Linked DNA regions of Homo sapiens: region 1 is linked to region 2. A link is a loop called in an ENCODE intact Hi-C map of the cell type or tissue named here. Cell type or tissue: chondrocyte. All regions are shown on one strand. Region 1 holds the start of PF4 (platelet factor 4). Region 2 has its middle 3.0 kb from the start of PF4V1.

Region 1 (2,500 bases), 130 kb before region 2:
AGACAGAGTTCTGCAAGATAGAAAGGCAAGAGAACACAATTACATATAGTTGTCAGGGAAGGGCCCTCTGAGGAACTGACACTTAAGCTGACTCCGGAAGTATAAATAAGTCTTAGTCAGGTGAAAAGGCAGGTAGTGGGAGAGTAGGAGGAAGAAATTACTCAGCTCAACAATTAAATTGCATATTTCTATAGAAGTCCAGTCCTACCACATATTAGAATATCAGCTTTCCATGCAGTGGGCTCCTGACACCCTTTACCACTGTTAATAAGTGTGATAGAGAACCTCTGGCTTTGGGTTAAGGGTGTACCTTGCCCTAATCAAGAGCCAAAGTCATTCTTTCTCAGAGAAGGGAAGACTGTCCATATGGATCTCTTCCCCTTTCCTATGTGGGATTCTATTGCATCCCCTCCACCGTCACCTCCCATCATTCTCACATTCAACTCCCAGATGCCTTGAATCCTCCTGCAGAGAGCATCACTGCTCCCCACCAACAGTGCAGCTCATCTCACCCTGTCACTAGCACTGGCTGAAGACACAGCAGGCACTGGGAGACATGGCCTGGCAAACTCTTCTTGTCCTCTCTTCTGGACTGTTATTCAGGATGGAAACAATGAAGAAACAGCCAGGCACTAAGCTTTTACAAAAAGAATGCATTCAAATATTACTTCTGCAATTTTTCCAAGAGTACGAGTAATGGGAAAATAGACCTTGCGTCCTACAGCATACTGGGTGATTGTTGGTGGAGCCTGGTAAATACCATCCAGAGACTAGGGAAGTTTTCCACATTCAGGTGAAATTCAAAAGAGTCATCGCCTAGAGACCAAATTAAACTTATTAGTAGCAGAAAATAATTGCGAATAACACATGCTTCACACACAAAGCCACCAAACTCAGTAGTAATAATTGGTAGTTGCAGCTGGGAGGTTGGAAAGGAAACAGGAACTGTCAGGGTCCTGAAAGCACCTACTGTGTAAGTTGCATGATGACAGCAGAGAACTCTACTGTTAATACAACACAAAAAACATTCCTTTTCTGACTCAAGTTCTGTTTCTAACTCTACAAACGTGCTTGTATGTAAGTTGAGGTTGGAGGTCCCAGCCAAGGCAGCTGCCCAGAGCCTTTTCTTTCTTTCTTTCTTTCTTTCTTTTCTTTTCTTTTTTTTTTTTTTTTTTTTTTTTTTTTTTTTTTTTTTTTTTTTTGGTAATCTTGGCTGGCCAGAACCCAAGTCTTCCCAGTACTATCTTAGTTTCCGCACCGCAGTTCCTCGGTGTCCACTTCAGGCTTCCGGACTGGAAGGACAGCCGGGAATAAAACGTGCCGGCGAGGCTCAGGAGTCATTGGCCACAGAGACCCAGCCCGAGTTTCCCATCGCACTGAGCACTGAGATCCTGCTGGAAGCTCTGCCGCAGCATGAGCTCCGCAGCCGGGTTCTGCGCCTCACGCCCCGGGCTGCTGTTCCTGGGGTTGCTGCTCCTGCCACTTGTGGTCGCCTTCGCCAGCGGTGAGAGCAGAAGCCAGGCTGTGAGGGCTGGCAGCGGCGAGGGGGAGTCCGGGAAGCCCTGGGGCTGGGGAGGAATCCTCTAGGATCATGATCACAGCCACACTTAACGGAGAGCCTGCTGAGTGTCTGGCCACAGTGCCAGGCGCTGCACCTGCACCTCCCACCTGGTTAGAACAACTTCTGTCTGGGGGAGGTGTGATTTATGGTAAGGAAAAGAAGGCTGAAGGTAGTGGAAAAAGTCCCTAAAGTACCTCTGGCTACTCATGGAGTCACCACTCCCTCCCCTCCTCCTCTCTTACCCTCTCCATTTCCCCCTCAGCTGAAGCTGAAGAAGATGGGGACCTGCAGTGCCTGTGTGTGAAGACCACCTCCCAGGTCCGTCCCAGGCACATCACCAGCCTGGAGGTGATCAAGGCCGGACCCCACTGCCCCACTGCCCAACTGATGTGAGTCCTTGCACTGCATCTGTCAGTGCTCCCGCTCCGTGCCTCCTCTGCCCAACCCTCCCCCTTCTAATGCCATTTGCAAACCCAAGGACTGAAAGTCACATCTCTTCTCTTTTCCCTGCCAGAGCCACGCTGAAGAATGGAAGGAAAATTTGCTTGGACCTGCAAGCCCCGCTGTACAAGAAAATAATTAAGAAACTTTTGGAGAGTTAGCTACTAGCTGCCTACGTGTGTGCATTTGCTATATAGCATACTTCTTTTTTCCAGTTTCAATCTAACTGTGAAAGAACTTCTGATATTTGTGTTATCCTTATGATTTTAAATAAACAAAATAAATCAAGTTGTAGTATAGTCAAAATACTTCTTAATAATAGTGCAAAAATTGTGTTGACACATAACAATTTCATGGAAGAAAAAAATTCCGGTATTTTAAGCAAAAAGTATTTTGAAGGAAGGTGTGAATACTGGTTATGCTTGGTGTTACATGTTGGCTGATACATATTCATGCATTTACATGATTGCAGTACTTTATAGCTACATATTTACCTTG
Region 2 (2,500 bases):
ACAACATCCGATTTGGTGTGGCATCTTTACCACAGAAGCTGTTGTTCATGGTTTTCCTCGAGACTCCAACCCCAGGTCAGGGATGGAGACTGAGATTAAAGGAACATTGTAGTCCAGAAGATTTAACTTTCCAGCTGGGCTGGAAAAAATATATACATATATATACACAGGGGAGTTTATTAAGTATTAACTCACACGATCACAAGGTCCCACAATAGGCTGTCTGCAAGCTGAGGAGGAAGGAGAAGCAGTCCGAGCCCCCAAACTGAAGGACTTGGGGTCCAATATTTGAGGGCAGGAGGCATCCAGCATGGGAGGAAGATGTGGGCTGGGAGGCTAGGCCAGTTTCTCTTTTCACATTTTTTTTGCCTGCTTATATACTAGCCGCACTGGCAGCTGATTAGATTGTGCCCACCAAGATTAAGAGTGGGTCTACCTTTCCCAGCCCACTGATTCAAATGTTAATCTTCCTTGGCCACACCCTCACAGACATGTGAAGAATCAATACTTTGTATCCTTCAATCCAATCAAGTTGACACTCAGTATTAACCATCACAAATGCCTGCTCCCCCTTTGCCTTCCACCATGAGTAAAAGCTTCCTGAGGCCTCACCAGAAGCTGAGCAGACATTGGTGTCATGCTTGTACAGACTGCAGAACTGTGAGCCAAATAAGCTTCTTTTTTTTTAATTTAATAAATTACCTCAGGTATTCCATTATAGCAATGCAAAACAGATTAATACATGACTCAAAAGTGTTCTCAGGACAGTTAGACCAAAGTCATTCTGAAGCAAGAATGTATGAGGCACCAGCATTCCAGGATTGTTTGACTTGGCAAAATTTGTTTTGCTCTTTTGACCCTTTAAAAGTCACATCAACAAATTATTAAATAAAGCTAAGTATGCTGTTTGAGACAGGCAACAAAAAGGAAAGCAGCAAAAACAAAATCACACCACACACATCTGATTTCCAGTATTTTCTCCTTCAAAGTTCATTTGTTTTGAGCAATTTCATTGCTATTGCAATTTTTTTTGCTACCTATTACAAAAAAAAAAACAACCCTCTGTTAAATTCCTTACTCAGGCCAGGCGCAGTGGCTCATGCTTGTAATCCAAGCACTTTGGGAGGCTGAGGCCGGTGGATCACTTGAGGCCAGGAGTTTGAGACCAACCTGTCTCTACTAAAAATAGAAAAATTAGCTGGGCTTGGTGGCACTTGCCTATAATCCCAGCTACACAGGAGGCTGAGGCATGAGAATCACTTGAACCTGGGTGGCAGAGGTTGCTGGACAACAGAGTGAGACACTGTCTTACAAAAAAATAAAAAATAAAAAATTCTTACTCAACACTCCAGACTAACTGGAATGGTACATTAAGAGAAATATTGATACCGGTAATATAATACTATAATACAATTAATCGTTGTTAATTTTTAAGCTCAGACTGTATATAAGGAACTGTGCCAAATGTTTTGCATGCATCCTCTGTTTAGTCCTTAAGATAATCAATCCATAAAGTTAGACACTCATAATGTCCTCATTTCACACATATGAAAACTAAGGCACAGAGGGAAAGTGAGTGTAGCGCAGCCTGGGATGCCAGGTTAAGGACTTCGGATCTTGAATATTTTATTCAGGGAAATGAAATATTTGGGTTTTGGAAAGATAGTTTGGGTGGTAGTACATTAAGTTATACTGAAGATAAAAAACACTAAGTGGGCAAAAACTGGTTGGGAGACCCTTGTTCATTCTCTCTCCCCATAGATACTCCAACCCTGCAGTGCTATGAACTGTTGTACAAACATGCAAATGACTTAAAATGATCTTGTGTCTTTCTACTTGTTATTTATCTTGAGGCAGTTCCAGTCTTCCCATTGCCCGCCTGCCCCCCCCCGCCAACAAATTCCTACTCCACCTTCAACAGCTAGTTCATGGAATTCGCTAACATGCCACTTTCCTGTGTGAAAGACAGCACAATGTGAAAGCAAGAGCAGGAAGTAGGGAGTCAGAATGATCTGCTCAGCCTCTGAACAAGCTGCGTCCTTCCCAAGACTGTCACCTCATCTCTATAATAGGAATAATACTAATTTGCAATGTGGATGTGGAAATTTTAGATGATATTCACAAGTCTCTGTAAATTTTGTTTATTTTAATCAATTTGTCATCCTAGGTACCTCCCTCCCTTCCAGCCCACCACAGAGATTGAACTGTACCATCTGTATTTTATCATAGATCTTAATCCTATCTGTACACATTGTCACATTAGGTTAAAATTGCACTAGCTCATGAACAAGGGTCTGTAGCTTTCTCCTGCCTCAAGTAGGTCTTGCCTTCTGGTCCATGGTGGTAGGCTGAATAATGCCCCCCACCCCTGAGATCCTTGTGTTCTACTCTCTGGACACTATGAATGTGTTGCTTAACATGGCAAAAAAAAAAAAAAAATATATATATATATATATATATATATATATATATATATATATATATATATCTTTGCAGATGT

Evidence for each region. Peaks named below come from ENCODE experiments on the same cell type or tissue, not always from the same donor. Only the 100,000 strongest peaks of a DNase experiment are listed, where the experiment ranks them.
Region 1: it touches region 2 in a loop (11-fold over the local background); 1 of 110 quality-filtered maps calls a loop at or near these places.

Annotation. Positions count from the first base shown.
Region 1 is chr4:73,980,867-73,983,366 of GRCh38, reverse strand. PF4 (platelet factor 4) reads left to right here and starts at 1,340. Exons shown (of 3, transcript NM_002619.4): 1 at 1,340-1,504; 2 at 1,824-1,950; 3 at 2,076-2,500. The coding sequence starts at 1,414. The coding sequence ends at 2,163. RefSeq lists an enhancer at 1,647-2,388. In chondrocyte, no CTCF peak of the experiment used is centred here; a DNase peak (open chromatin) is centred at 1,445.
Region 2 is chr4:73,855,045-73,857,544 of GRCh38, reverse strand. No RefSeq gene overlaps it. Among named protein-coding and RNA genes, the nearest start is that of PF4V1, 3.0 kb to the right of the region's middle. In chondrocyte, no CTCF peak of the experiment used is centred here; no DNase peak of the experiment used is centred here.